Regions from separate parts of the Homo sapiens genome. Here region 2 is linked to region 1. A link is an interaction called in ENCODE POLR2A ChIA-PET data of the cell type or tissue named here. Cell type or tissue: CD4-positive, alpha-beta T cell. All regions are shown on one strand.

Region 1 (8,000 bases):
CAGCCTCACTCAGGGCATGTGGCGACTTGTTCTGTCTCCAGGACATTGTTTGTGCCCCACTGTGGCTCCAATTTTATTTGTTTATAGACCAGATGAGGCCTGCATTTGCTGTCGTTTTAACCCTCACCCTCAGCTCTCCCAATTCACTCATCTGCTGTCTGGAGAGTCCCCCTCCCTTCTTCCCTCCTACTCTTTCCTTGCCCCTACTCCATGCCTGTGCCCATATCTTGCCCCTCCCTCTGCACCCTGAAGCCCTGCTCAGCTGACCTGCCTGCCTCAGACCCCCAGGGCCCCTTTGCCTGGCTGGCCTCCCCCAACTCCTAAGCCCAGGACTCCAGGGCACTGATCCCAGAGCCCCAGCAGCGCCCAGCCCCGAGTTTGGCAGTATCTTCTGAGTGAAGGACTTGCTGGCTGTAACGGAAACCCTCCAGCAGATCAGTCCATGTCCAGTTGGAGCACAGGCCCACAAGCTGGGCTGTCTGGGTTGGAATCCAGCTGCTCCCCTTCCTGCCCTGGGACCTGGGGCAAATTCCTTCACCTCTCTGTGCCCAGTTCCCCATCTATAAAACATAGGTGGCAATAGCAGGGTTGTGGTGGGATTCCAGCTGCAAAGTCCTTTGAGCAGTGCCAAGCACAAGATAAGAATGTGTTGCTATTATTATTATTATCATTATTATTATATGCCTTTGTGCTCACTTTTGAAGTCTGAGCACTAGAGTCCTGATCTTTGGCCACCTAGGGGTCCATGCAGGGGTGAAGACCACGCCCTCTCCTGGCTGGATCCCAGGTGAGCATCACTGAACTCCTCCGCCCAAGGTGCATCCAGTGCTGACTGGATGAGAGAAGGAAGGGGGACAGTTTTGATGGCAGAAGCCATTCTATTCCTCCTCTTAGCACATGCACCGCTCCGAGGAAGATCCAAGCAGCTCTTTGCTCCTGGACACGTAGCTCTAGGAAGGGTGAAAACCTGGCCCTGATATTGGTCCACAGAGAGACCATGGAGCTCACTGCCCAGTCCCTGGAGCCCATCTCTGTTCCTGCTCTAAGCCCCTGCCTGCTTCCCAGCCCCACCTTCCCCTCCTCAGCAGTACCCAGCCCCTCTGGTGCCTCAGAAGCATCCACAGCTTCCCACGGGGCTTGTGAGCCTGACTCAGAGGCAGAGGGGTGGGGGCATCAGAATCTGAGCCTGGGGAAGGCCAGCCTTCTGCTCCAGGCTGTGACCGTCTTCACTCTTGCCTTTGGCTGTCCCTGTGTATCTGAAACTCACACAGCTCACCGCAATTTCCATCTCCTGCCACAAGTCCTCCCCCTGGTCAATATACCAGACTTCTACCCCCTCATCCCAGAACTGTGATTCATCTCCTACCCACCCTAGAACCAACTGTTGGGCCCTCTCCCATTCTCAACCCCAGGAGGCGCTTTGCCCTATTCTCTTCCAGTTCCTGCGCTTCCTACCCATCCTCATCCTGCCCACCTCAGCCATCCCACTCCATTCTTTTATTCCTCCCCTCTGCCCTGTGGCTCCTCTTTTATCCCCCAGGAGCTGGCCCCACGGAAGACTACCCATCACCAGGGCAGTACTGGGCGGCCACTTGTAGGGAAAGTGGGGAGTCTAGTCCTTAACCATCCTCAGGGCCTTGACATCAAGCCGTCCAACCTGCAGGCCCTGGCTTTTGAATGATCTATTACTAATGTTGTTTTTGTTGTTTAGCACTCTCTTATCAAAGAGCTCATTTATTCCTTGCAATAACCCGGCAGTTAGATAGACCAAGTCTAAGGCTTCTCTTGTGAGTGGCCCCAGTTGGGAGGAGTGTGAAGTCCTCCTAACACCTGCTCCCAGACCATCTTGGGTTCCTGTTGCCAATTTCAATTAATTGCTATGAAGGATGAGAAACAGGATGCAGAGAAGTTCTATCTTCCCTTTAAGACCGAGAATACCCTGAAGGCATTGCCTGAGGATATCTCAAAGGGAAGGACCACATCTCCTCCACACCAGGACATCCCCAAGCAAGGCCTTGTCTTTCCTTCTATCTTCAGTACTCAGTCCATAGGACTATATTAAGACCCCCAGTTGGTGCTTTTTCTGGGTGAGTGACTAGCAGAGAAACCTAGCACTCATTTCCCCCTCTGTCTCTTTCTCTCATAAAAATGCTTTTATTTCGTTCTGGGGATGGCCTGACAGTGGGGCCCTGGGGCCCATCTGCTGGAGGAAAAAGTCAGTGAGGGACAGAACAGCACAGCTGCCAGTCTGGCTAGACCTCCTCTCTGAACTGGAACTCCTCCGGAGATGAGTATGGGTGTGATGGGCCTGCGGCCGAGGATGTTGAGGGGTCTCCACCAACTCTCCTTTCCTGATCAGGTTAATACTCGAAAACAACTTTCATCTCTGCTTGGCCTCAGCCCAGTCTTTTCCTTCTGCCCTCCCAGCATGAGTCCTGGAGCCTGAAAGAGACCACGGTTGGGAGAAGATGTAAGTAAGGAACTACTATGGCCTCCAGACCTGGTCTCCTTCCAAATCTACTGTCTCAGGCTGTTCCCTCTGGCCCATCTTCCTTATCTAATAGGTCTAAAGCTGCACTGTCCTTCAAAGTTAACCTCAGACTTCACCTCCTCCAGGAAGATTTCCCTGAATCTAGCCATGATGCTGTCTCCCTTCTCGGAATTCCTGAGGTCAATAGAGTCTGTACCAGGAATCTGCTGCACGCCATGTGCTCTGGTTAAGCACGCAAGTTATTAGGGCTGTTCACAAATACTCCAGCCCTCCCTCCTCTGGGCTCTTGAAAGGGGTTACTCCCTGCCCACTTGAAGTTAGGCCGCGCCATGTGACTTGCCACATGAGCGGAAAGGATGAGTGTTGCTTCCAGGTGGAAACTTTTAAAGTCAGCATACTCTTTTCCATGACAATTGTCCAAGTGCCACATAATAGCTGCTTGGCCCTCTGGCTGACTAGGACAGGCTGAGCACCTGAAGATCTGTGATGAACATGTCATTGTGAGCAAAAAAGAAACCTTTGTTGTTTTGAATCAGTAAGATTTTCTAAAGCTGTTTGTGACTTAGCATAACCTGGCCTGTCCTATGTGATGCATTACGTGAGCAACCAGGATCTCCCTTGACAAGCTTGAAGTTCAGAAGAAGTTCATATTTTCTCCTAATTTTCATTCAAATTAGAAAAGCTTTTGATCCTAACCTGCTAAGACTGGTAGGAAGTAGTCTTTCTCCTGGAGTTCTCACTCCTAAGCATTCACAGGCTGTTTAGTGTTACTATAAAGGAATACCTGAAGCTGGATAATTTACAAGGAAAAGAGGTTTATTTGGCTCTTGGTTCTGCAGGCTGGGAAGTTCAATAAGCATGGGGCTAGCATCTAGCATTTGCTCAGCTCCTTGTAAGGGATTTTGTGCTGCATCACAACATGGTGGAAGGTCAAAGGGGAGGTGGACATATCTGAAAAGGCAAAGCCTGAGGGGGATCCTGGTTTTGTAATAGCCCACTCTTCCAGGAACTAATCTGCTCTCATCAGAGTGAGAACTCACTTATTGCCTTGGGAACAGCACCAAGCCATTCTTGAGAGCTCTATCCTCAAGACCCAAACATCTCCCACTAGGCCCTACCTCCCAACACCACATGGGGGATCAAATTTCAACATAAGATTTGGTGAGCACAAATCACATCCCAACTATAGCAGGCCTCTAGGATGGCTTTCATGGATCATTTGAATCTGTCTCCCATTCCTCCTTCTCATCCTCAGTTACATTGGTCTTCCTGTTCGTCCTTTGTTGAATAAATAGTTGCTTTCCCAGCTCCACAACTGGGACCCTGGACAGGCCCATCTCCTGGTGGACATGCTCACCAAAACCACTGGCAGGGCAATGGTTTTGGGACTACAAAGTGCTGGGATTACAGGCGTGAGCTACCGCATCCAGCTGATGATCGCTTTTAAACTGGCAGTTTCTGCTCCCCCTGAGACATTCCTCCCCCTCAACACTCCAATCTTACTTTGCACCATCCATGGATTTCTGAAAAGATGCCAGGAAATAGATTGTGGGGAAATTATCCCCTGTTCTGAATTTCCAGTGAAGAGTGCTGTGTTGCAGCACATGTTCAGTAAATCATCTCATAAAGTAACACCCCCACCACCACCCCATTGCACAGATCTGGTGAATTCCTCTAAGCTCTCCCCTCCCCTCCTAACTGAATGAGCTCTCTCCCTCCAGGCTCCTCTGGGTTGGAGGTGGAGGCCAGGTTAGGGAGACCCCCATCATTGAAGGTTTAAAAGGACAATGATGAGACATTTGCCATGAGGACCTGAGGAGCCGCAGGCCTGTTAGTCACAGGCGATGAGTCACCCTGCATTGTTTGTGCTGGTGATCCTTCGCAGATGCAGGCAGACTGCAGGAGGAGTTGAGTTCCTCCTCTTGCTCTGGGTGTGTGGACTGGTGCGTGCACATGTGTATGCACGTATGTGTGTGTATATGTGTGTGTACATACACACATGTGCTTGGGCCTGCAGCCCAAAGTGCACATGGGACAGCCTATATCTGGGAGATTACTATTTCCTAACACATTTGGGGTAATAATTACTGTCCTTCAATCAGAAGCTTGTGTGTCAAAGATAACAGGGCACATGGGCTGTATAGGCATCAGTTTCTGGTTGGAATCATCCCTTTGAGGTTGCATGGAGATTTAGGGGCTGTCCACTCAGCACCCCACTCCACTCTTTTTCCCTGGGAAATGCCCTCCACCCACCAGCCCTCTTGGTTAGAGCCACAGAGACTTCTGGATCTTGTCCATACAGTGTCTACCTCACCTGGCCACAATTTACAAGGCCAGGAGTGGGCATTAGACATGGAAAATTGGAATTGGGACTACAATTCCAGCCTTGGACCAACTGCGCTGGCTGGAAGCCATGTAAATGGAGGGCTCTGGGTGGCTGTTTTCCCCACTCTGCGAGCTGGAAGCAGAAAAGTGCTGCTGTGAGACAGAATGAATGTCTAGATGCCCAGACACCCAGAGAAACTGAGCGGGCAGCCTCTTCCTCTGTCCATGCCATTTGTCCCGTTTTAACATCCATCCCCCGTCCTGTCTGCATCCTTCAAGATCAGCTCAGGGGTTACCTCCTCAGTGAGGCCTTCCTCTATTTCCCCACGGAGGGCACCTCTTCCCCCTCTGGGTCACCTCCCTCTTTTCTTACCAGTCACGTCAAGGTTATTTTTGTTTCCCCCTAGAATGAGCTCCCTAAGGACAAGAACTCTGGCTCTGTGACCTTTCTACACTTAGCAAAATGCATCGCACATAATGGTGCTCATAAATGCCTGGGGACTGATGAATCCAAACAGCTGTGTCCTACGGCCAGTTTTGACCTTGTCTCTTTCTCTTCTTTTTAGGAGGAAAGAGCCAGGCTTAATCTTGGTCTCTCCTGTCTCTGTGGAAGCCTGAATTCCCCTCGGTTTATGAGGTAAAGAATAGCTGGTCTCCTTCACATGCTTTCCCGACCCTATCCTGGATAAACTGAGGCAGGAAGGCATCTGCTTTCTACTCCAGTGATGTTGCGGCCGGGATGCCTTCTGGGGAACTCGAATGCTGCAGGCAGAGGGGCTAGTTTCTGAATTGCTTGTGACATGTTTGGCTACCAGTGACCAAAGTCCTCTATGGCTGGCATTCTTTAGTTTAAAGAATCGAGGGTGTCTCTTAAACCAGGGATGAGGGCCTTGGAAACCTTCCAAAAATTTTTATACAACGCGGGTACATACAACTTTTTACAAATATGAAATCATACTGTACATCCTTTCTTTTGTGACCTATTTTCATTCAATAACATTTTACAGTTTTCATGTTAATAAACCTAGCTGTACATTACTGGTACATACTAGTTACTGGTACATTGACATTTATGACCAGTTGTGTTTCCATGGTAAGGTTGTGTCAGAGCTGGATGCATGTGCCCTGTTGTTGGATATTTATCTTATTTGTCATTTTTGCGTTGAAACAACGCTATGAATGAATAGTGTTGTAAATGCGTCTGGACTGATCGTCTCTACTGGATAAGTTATTTACAGTGGCATTGCTGGACTAAAGGGTAGACATTTTTTTAAAAAGTTTTCTGATGCATAACACTGTCAAAAGACAAAATTAGGCCAGGTGCAGAGGCTCATGCCTGTAATCCCAGCCCTTTGTGAGGCCAAGGCGAGCAGAGTGCTTGAGGCCAGGAGTTTGAGACAAGCTTGGACAACATGGTGAAAACCCATCTCCACTAAAAATTAGCCAGTCATCGTGGTGTGAGCCTGTAATCGTAGCTACTCAGGAGGCTGAAGCACAAGAATCACTTGAACCGGGGAGGCAGAGGTTGCAGTGAGCCTAGAACATGCTACTGCACTCCAGCCTGGGTGACAGTGTGAGACTGTCTCAAAAAAAAAAAAAAAAAAAAAAAAAAGATAAAATTACATCAAATCTAGTTTAAAGATCTTCATTGTTTTTTATTTGCAATTCATGAATCTGGCAACACCTCTTCTGGAATGAGTGTTCAAAACAGCTGAACAGAGGAGACTGGCTTTATAGACAGAAAAGGGCTGAGGAAAGGAGACACAGTGAACAAAAAGTGGATCTCGGTCATTTTAAAGTTACTCTCCTTATAGGGTTAAAACAGAGGCTTGTTTGGCAATCTGGCTACTATCTTTCACTCTCCTGATTTCTGGGAAGGTCAGATAAACAACTTATTTTTGGCTTTCTGGGGTGGAGCTTCAGCACGAGTGACTCCATTTTGGTTTGGTCTGTCCCATCCTAGCACAGGGGCTCAGTCCTAACCAATGGGCTCTTCTAAATGTATTTGACAATACCTAACCACCAAGAAAAGACTGTACCAGTGAAACTCTTGGGCTCTTCTAAATGTATTTGGCAATACCTAACCACCAAGAAAAGACTGTACCAGTGAAACTCTCGGGCTCTTCTAAATGTATTTGACAATACCTAACCACCAAGAAAAGACTGTACCAGTGAAACTCTCGGGCTCTTCTAAATGTATTTGACAATACCTAACCACCAAGAAAAGACTGTACCAGTGAAACTCTTGGGCTCTTCTAAATGTATTTGGCAATACCTAACCACCAAGAAAAGACTGTACCAGTGAAACTCTCGGGCTCTTCTAAATGTATTTGACAATACCTAACCACCAAGAAAAGACTGTACCAGTGAAATTCTTGGGCTCTTCTAAATGTATTTGACAATACCTAACCACCAAGAAAAGACTGTACCAGTGAAACTCTTGGGCTCTTCTAAATGTATTTGACAATACCTAACCACCAAGAAAAGACTGTACCAGTGAAACTCTCGGGCTCTTGTAAATGTATTTGACAATACCTAACCACCAAGAAAAGATTGTACCAGTGAAACGCCTCCCTCTCCAGGAGCCTATAAGAGTGCACATTCCCTCACACCTGCACCAGCACTGGCCTCTATGATCCTGCAAATGCTTTTAAAGGAGTCAATTCATCCGTCATAAGAAATAAACATTGCCCTCTGCTGCTTAAAATATAGCTTCGCAGGAGAAAATCCAAACTTCCTGGGGAGGGACTGACATCTATTGAACAGATTCTACCACATGTCAGGCACAAGATAGGTCTGCTCTCATTCAGTCCTGCAAGGTAGACATGATTGTTCTCATTCAGATGAGCGAGTGAACGCTTAGAGAAGTTGAGTAATTTGTCCAAGGTCACAGAGCTAAGGAGTGGCCAGAGTTAGGCTCTGACCTCGTCTGAGGACAAGGTTCATGCTCTTTCTCCATGTGGCTTCTGTCTCTCCATCTATGACACAGAACCATCTGGCCCCAACTCCCGTCTTCCAGCCTCACTCCTTCCTCCACCCAGCCAGGTCCCCGCGCGGTAGCCACACTAGTGCCTTAGAGGAGAGTGTGCCCTGTGTTAGCCCAGGCACTGCTAGATGGTGGAATCAGAGAGATTTTAAGATTCCTTATCAGTATTTTCTACCTTGGCGATATTTTACCTATTTA
Region 2 (8,000 bases), 420 kb before region 1:
GGGAGTCTGAAGGTTAGGACAAAGATAGGTTTTCAAAAACTGGAGAGGCAAAATATGTATTGGCACTCATAGCACTATGAAAAGAATGCTGTTAATCCAATTCAAGCCATAACTAGTTTTTGGCTAAAGGTAAGATTTGGTTTTGGATTTGTTTGTTAATTTTTACATATCTAAGTCTCTAAGGGCTAACATGGAATCAATGTGTGAACTAAAGCTGCCTTTTACAACCACTCCAAAGAGAAAACACCAGAAGCAACTACTGTGTATACAACTATATCCAAAAAGCAGCAAGGCCTCATTACTCAGGGGACAGAAACAGAGCATTCCCCAGACCAACTGTGGGCAATGCCTATGCTATGTGCAAGAGGAGACTGAAGAGAGACCTAGTACCTGCCTTCAAGGGGCTACCAACATCCCTTTTTTCCTGGCATTCAGGTATCTGCCATCCACAAACAGGCTAAGTAGGTCAGTCCAATCTGTACTAATGAGTTCTGAAATATCTTCCATAATTTAGGATCTGGTCTTGCCTTGAAGTTGCCAGGTTCTAGAAACTTTGTTATTTCTACTTTTGTTCACTTGGATCATCAAAGGGATAGAACACATAATCATTTTTTCCATTGTATTAGCAGGACACATCCCAGTTGCTGAGAAGTAGTAATTGAGTTTATCAAATACAATTACCTCCACTCAGCCCACCTCCTCCTCAGTTTGCCTTTCTCAATCAGGGAGAACTAACTCTACCTCTCACAAAGGACCCTTGCATATTTGAATGGCTTCCCAGGAGTCTTTGAGTGGCATATAATTACACTTAATTTAATTTTTTTGTCATTAGTCCCAGAGGCTTTGATCCAAGGTCTCTGTTATTCTGATATAAGGAAAATAAAGCTCCACCTAAAATTAAATATTTGCCTTTGCATTTGGTTTGCTGTTCATTGTACAAGTAATCTTCTGTTAGAATCTTTGGTTTCCAGCGGCCATTTCTGGGCTTGGCATCTTCTCCAGTTTCTTGTGTTTCCCCATCAGTTGTCAGGTCACCAGAAGCCTGAGCAAACTCAGGTTTTGTGAAAACTTCTAGATCAAGGTCTCAGGAGGTGACAAAGAAGGGACTCTTAGATCTCTCTTGTTTTCCATGTGAGGCCAGAAATCCTCAGACCTTGAGCATTGGGAATGGGATGCTTCTGTTGAAGATGCAAATTGATAGAGAAAAAATAAAGCTCTTGCCCATTTGGTTTCAGGCAATGTACCCAAAGTAAATCACAATCTGGCCCACCCTCCATTTGTAAACCAATGTTTATAAGTATTTACAGCGTGAGAGCATAGTGTACCTGTCCTGAAGGACCTAACGGTATTATGCAAGAAAGAAACTTGTAAAAAAAAAAGTCAGTAGTAGTAGGAGTTCAAATAGAATACAGGCTGTCAGAGATGCAAAAAAATACACAGAGGGACTTCAGAAAGAGAAACAAACTTACCAGGCCATTTCTCTTCAGCTTTTGGACAAAACCCCTCTTTCCTTGGTGGCAAAGCCAAGCATCACATTGTCCACAACTCCTCATTGTTACTTTTCTTTAGGGACTGCCTAGACTTTCCACACTTAGATTGAGGGGTTTATTATCCAGACCAACTGACTTCCTTTTCACCCTAATTCCTGGCACCATCTTGGGAGAATTGTTTACCATGTAAATGATACTGAACATCCTAGTCTTCAGGTTCTTAACATTCTCAACTCCAGTGACTCCCCTCTTTCTATACTGGGCTGCCCATCCTCCTGGTCATACCTTCTATCTCAACACCAACAAGAACTACCTCATCATTCAAGTCTTCATCTCAATTGCACACCAGATCAGAACCTCTCATCCCTCCAGCTCTCACTCAGATCCTCCCACTACAATTACTCTCTGCCCTCACACAACTTGACCTCTGAGCTCCTGACTCTACCTGGCTCTCCATATCTACCTGCACCTCCTGACTTCACTTCCGCATCCAGCCAAGACCCTACCAGGTTCCACTTCAATTGCTCTATTGTCAACCACCTCGGCACAGTCATCTTCTTGTCTTTCTATCACATCTACCCCCAGTAAACTCCGAATCCTGGAATGATCTAAATATCCTCCCTCTAGACAAGGGCTACTTTTTGAGCTGCTGGAGAAAATCTCACCACGGGGAAGAATGATGTCCCACAAAATTTATGGCATCAGCTGTACCATCAACATTCCTGGCTGCTCCTCAATGGTCTCCTCAAGGACTCTCCTAAACATGTATGTTTTTCCTCAAGTTCCCAACCCAATTTCCCTTTTCTCTCTTAGTTGTCCCTAATTCTTACTTTACAGAAACGTAAATAAAAATCTCCCAACTCCCTGCCCCTCCGTCACCACCCCCTAGAAATCTTAACTCTGTATGTCCTTCACCGTACCCCTCCTCAGAGGAAAGGACATCTGGATGTTCAGATGTATCTGTTGTCACTGACTCCTCAGGGACCTGGCTCCCTCAGGAACAAGTTCTCTTCAATGACTGTCAACCTCTGGATTCCCACTGGATTCTTCACTTCTTCCTGTAAACAAGCTCATGGCTCTTCTTTCTTTAAAAATTCTGGTCAGGCACAGTAGCCCAACGTCTGTAATGCCAGCACTTTGGGAGGCCAAGATGGGAGGATCACTTGAGCCCAGGATTTTGAGACCAGCCTGAGCAACATGATGAAACCTCATCTCTACAAAAAAATGCAAATATTAGCCAGGTGTGGTGGTGCATGCCTGTAGTCCCAGCTACTCAGGAGGCTGAGGTGGGAGGATCGCCTGAGCCCAGGAGGTTAAGGCTGCAGTGACCTATTAAATGTAACACTACACTCCAGCCTGGGTAACAGAATGAGACCCTGCCTAAAAAAAAAAAAAAAAAAAAAGTCTCCTTCAACCCGTCCCTCTTTTCGCGCTGTCACCATAGAGCACACCTTTCTTTCACAGCCAAGCTCATGGGACATGTGGTCTACAGTTTCAGCCTCCACTTTCTCACCTACATTTTCTTCCCAAGGTGAGCACCACCAATGCAGCTTCCACCCCTCTCAGCTACCAAAAGTGCCTAGTCCACATCTACATTTAGATGTCTAATGGATGGCTCAAACTCAACATGGCCAAATCTAAACTTCTGATCTTTGAACCCAAACCTTTTTCACCCATAGTCTTCACCACTTCCGTTGAGGGCAAAGCCATCCTTCTAGTTGCTCATGCTAGGAAATACAAAGTAATATTTTTCTTCTTTTTTTTTTTTTTTTTTTTTTTGCCCTCCACATCCCAATCTGTCAGGAATTCTTATGGTTCTACCTTCAAAGTATAGCCAAAATTGGACCACTTCTACATGCTCAGCACACAGAATTATTGAAATCAAATTTGGCCACCTCCCTGCCACCACCTTGACCCAAGCTGCCTGGATTCCTACAACAGCAGGTCTCCCTGTGTGACCCCACCCTCCCTACAGCCTATTATCAACACAGTAGCCACAGCATAATTTAGACCATGTCATTCCTTGACTCAAAACTCTCCATAGGCCCCCAAAAGCCAAATTCCTTCCATAGCCTACTAGGCCTTGGGAGATTTGCCTCTACTTTGCCCTTACTTCCCTGAGTTGATCTCCTGCTACTCTCCCTCACTCACTCCACCCTAGCTGGCTTCCTCGGTAGAGTTTTTAGAACATGCCAGGTGTAGCTTACCTTAAGGCCTTTTTAATGGCTATGCTGTTTCTCTAAAATGCTTTTTCCAGATGTTTACATGGTCAACCCCTCACCACTTTCAAGTATTTGCTCAAATGTAACTTCATGACCACCATATTTAAAATTAAAACCCCTGCCCAACATTCCGGATTTCCTTTGAGTATGTTCTACATTTTTTAATCTATAGCTCTTACCTATAGATATAGTATAAATGTGCATCTATCATGTTATAAGTGTACTTGTTTGTTGCATTCATTCTTTGTTAGCTATCTTCCCCCTCTAGAATGGAATTATTCACTTGGATAGCCTAAGCTCCAAGAACTGTGCCTGGCATATAGTAGATATAGATATATATATATATGGCACTCATATATGTACATACTATGCATAGTATATCTAAAATATATATAGTATGTATATAGTATATATATTATATATACGTATAGTAGGCACTCTATATATAAAGTAGGCACTCATATATACATTCTCTCTCTCTCTCTCTCTCTCTCTCTCTCTCTCTATATATATATATATATATATATATATGGAAAATAAATCGAATTGCCAAGGTCCCCAGTGACCTGCTGAACCCAAAAGAAACTTTTCAGTCCTCACCTTACTGGACATCCCTGCAATTCTGACACTGCTAACCACTGCATCTTCCTTGAACCTCTCTCCTCCTTTAATTTTCTTTCTCTGTCTCAGGCCACTCTTCCCTTGTCTCTTTTGTAGGTCTCTTTAAGTATTGAGTACCATCAGCTTTATCTTAAATCCTCCCTTGTTCTTCACATTCTTAAAAAAAAAAAAAAAAAAAAAATCACCCATACCCAAGGTATCACATTGCCACCTGAACACTGAACAACTCTAAAATAGATGCCTCCACACAGACCTCTCTCAAGTGTTAGACCTAGCTAACCAGCTGATAACCAGAGAGTTGAAAATTTAACATAGCCAAGCCAGCTCCTCATCCAGAGCTTGCTTTTTCAGTGAGCACCGTTCATCCAGTTGGCCAAGCCAGAAACCCAGGAGTGGTCCTTGGCCATTTCCTCTCTCTGACCCTCCACATCTGATTGATCACCAATCCCCTGATCACTGCCACCTCCTGATCACCTCTTATCTCAACTGCCATCACAGCCTCCTCCAGTCTCTCTGCTTCTGATCTCACCCCTGAAGGCCATCCTACAGTGTTTCAACTGCCTTGCCTCTCAGTCATCTACAGGGAAAATCTAAACTCCCCTTGGGCAGGCATGCCAGGCCCTCCCCACAGGCCTTCTAGGTCAGCGTCATCTCCAGCCACTGCCCTTCCTCCTCCAAGAGTCCTGGACCACATGCCCTCTCTCCTGAGGGTGCCTCCATACCCTTGTGGGTGCTTCTCCCTCTGATGGTCAAGTTCCTTCAGTGCCCATCTGTCTCTACATATCTCACCCTTCGAAGCTCAGATGCCACGACCTCTAAAGCCTCGTCCAACTTTTTCAAGTCACCCGAAGCATCCCACCTAGGCGCCCACCACATTTTGTACATACCTCCACCATGGCAACGACCATGTGGTCTTCTAATTTTAATAAACCTTCCCTATTGGCTTCCCATGTTGGCTGTGGTGGTCAATTATAATAAGGAAAAGGGCTCCATAAGCTGTAAAACCCCAAATAGACGTTTGTCACTGAGGGAAGCAAGAACCAATAGGGAGACATACAAAGAAACAATTATAATGATTATTATTATTATAATCGAGAAGGCAGAGAATCAAAGCTTAGCACACAGAATTATTGAAATCAAGAACACACTGCCAAATTTCCAATCGCAGGGTCAGGGAGGCATTACACCCCTGCTGATGTGCCATGACACCTATGAAGCTAACAGCTGGACATGGAGTCACCACTGCAGCAATGTTCATACCTCAGAGCCCTGCTTGCCACCAGCAAGAGCCAGCACAGCATGAAGATGGCCTCTGCTCCACGTCCTCCTCCTAGAGATCTCATTGGTGCATCTGATGGTGGTAACTTTTAAATCCAGAATACTAGGAGCAAGGGAATCTAGGAAATACCATTTTCAATTTTCTAGCCTCCCAGGTACAAGAAGACACAAGAGCTTGGAATGGATGCCAAGTGTGGGTCCACAGCAGCCCCATGCAGCACAAAGATGGAAATACCCTGTGACATACATCTTACCTTGGCAACATACCCCTAGCGGAAGACAAAAGTTTTGTGTGTTGCATGTTGTTTGTTTTAGAACAAAGAGCTGAGAGGCATTTCAGTTCCTGGGGAAAAGATAAAGATTTTCCTAATATGAATTGCTAACAAATTTCTTATGGAGGTGCGGAGAACCTTCCGTAGTGGACATTGTGCAATGCTCAACAAAACACACATTGTTTATCTTCATCATAATTTTCATAGCAGACACAGAAGGAGAATTCACATACTGGTTCTTAAAGTGACTTTTAAAAAGGCAACAGCATAATATGGACCTGGAATCAGGGACCTCACTTGTCCCCATATCTGCCATTAGATTGACTCATGGGTTGGCCATGTTAAAACTGCACTGCTTAGAGTCTGTGGGTTCCATGAAGGAGCGTGGGGGTCGGGCAGGTGAGAAAAGGGCATGCTGAGCCATCCTCTAGGCCCCTTCTACCAAAACAGCCAGAGCTGTATCTGTTTTATCTGAAGTCCACAGAAATTTTCCTTTTAAAAAAAGGGCTTCATTTCTTTTTAAAATATTTGAAAATTATTTGACCATCTCTCTTTTTTATTTATGATCCCATGACAGCATATGGAGACTATTGCTCTGGTCGGCCTGGTAGGCCAGTGTGAAACCTGGTAGGAGCCACAGAACAGTGTGAGGTTTTACATTGGCCTACAAGATCAGACTTCTGTTCAGCTGATCCAGACTGATCTAAAAGCTTATGAGTGGTTCAAGATAGCCAGTTCCATGGCTGCCTTGTCCAGACAGCAAATTCTGTGCTTTTTTTCTCCACCATTGCCCACAAAACCCAGCTCCAGTCTGGGACCATGGCACAAAACCAATCAGAATGCCAGGATACAAAAGAAGCTTGGAGATCCTGTAGCCCAGTATTTTCATTTCACAGGTGAGAAAACTGAAATCTGGAGGGAGGAGGGGACTCAGTCAGCAGCAGAGCTGGGTCCTCTCCCCCACCCCCAACTCTTCTGTAGGCTCTTATACCTATCTTCTCTTGCCAGTTCCATATTTAATCAACATCTTGCCTGCACCTAAAACTCCCTTAGAATTAAAATGCACACCTTATAATGCCAGCAGTGTTCTCCTGAGGGGTGCTGAGCACTGACAAGAGATTGGTGATTCCAAGAAAACTGCAGCAAATAAATATCTCCATCAATCATAGGAGCAGCTGTCTGAAAGGCCCGAACTGAAGGGAAGAAACGCCTCTTGCTGCCTTTTGTTCTTCCCAGAAAATTTCCTACCATCTTTGTTGTCTCCCTCGCCTCCTTCTTGAGCAGAATTTCTGGTCTCTACTCCCCAAATGAAGCCTGCCAAATGGGGCTAAGTTCTCGACCTACCCTCAAAACAGCTGAGTCTGGGCTTTGCAGGGAGAAGAACAGCAGCCCCTAGTGAAGCAAAATCCAGCCAAAGACACGGCACATTCTGGCCAGGGATCTTTCTACATAGGCCAGGGTCAGAGCTCAGCAGAGAGCCAGGCCAGCTGGCCCATTTATGAAACTGATTGATAGCTAGAGGCTGAGTCGGGATGCAGGCTCAGGGTGAAGACCGCCTTCTGAGAGCACAAGGAGACCAGAATGGTGAGGAGCATTTGTCGGAGGAGTCTTACCTGACTGTGGGCCCCACTGTCCTTCCCACCTGTCACTGCTTATGTGTGGTCAAATGAACACAGTCATCCCACGTAGAGTACTTTTGAAGCTAAACTTTCTGCCCAGACCTGGCTTTCTTCTGTGGTCTTCCCTGGTTCTCCATGGTACCACCACTCCCCTAGCCTCTGAGGCCTGAACTCAGGCAAGCCCTGTTGATTCTTCTACAGGAGGGTTTTACATCTGTCCCCTGGGCACCTTCTCAGTCTCACACATCTTCCTCTCTGGCCCAGAACTTACAATCATTTCCTAAACGGGCCTGTCCAGCCTGTCATACGCAAAAGCCACAGTAATCTTCCTGACACGACTTTGCATGTGATCTTTTCTCATAAATTTGCAATGTTCCACAAAACAATGAGCTGGGACTTCAAGGCCCTCTATAATTGGATCTTTTACCAAGTTTCCAGGCTCATGTCCCCATTACGAGTGCACTTATGCATGTGTGTACACACTCACAGCTTTTGATT

Evidence for each region. ChIA-PET counts read pairs that join two places held together with the same protein. Peaks named below come from ENCODE experiments on the same cell type or tissue, not always from the same donor. Only the 100,000 strongest peaks of a DNase experiment are listed, where the experiment ranks them.
Region 2: POLR2A ChIA-PET joins it to region 1 with 10 read pairs; 4 of 35 experiments call an interaction of 5 or more read pairs at or near these places.

The regions. Positions count from the first base shown.
Region 1 is chr2:46,869,461-46,877,460 of GRCh38, forward strand. LOC124906004 (a long non-coding RNA gene) reads left to right here. Exons shown (of 2, transcript XR_007086310.1): 2 at 5,383-5,860. Among named protein-coding and RNA genes, the nearest start is that of MCFD2-AS1, 26 kb to the right of the region's middle. RefSeq lists enhancers at 2,490-2,784, 3,940-4,439 and a silencer at 2,490-2,784. In CD4-positive, alpha-beta T cell, a CTCF peak has its summit at 7,564; DNase peaks (open chromatin) are centred at 4,341 and 7,531.
Region 2 is chr2:46,451,910-46,459,909 of GRCh38, forward strand. No RefSeq gene overlaps it. Among named protein-coding and RNA genes, the nearest start is that of TMEM247, 24 kb to the right of the region's middle. In CD4-positive, alpha-beta T cell, no CTCF peak of the experiment used is centred here; no DNase peak of the experiment used is centred here.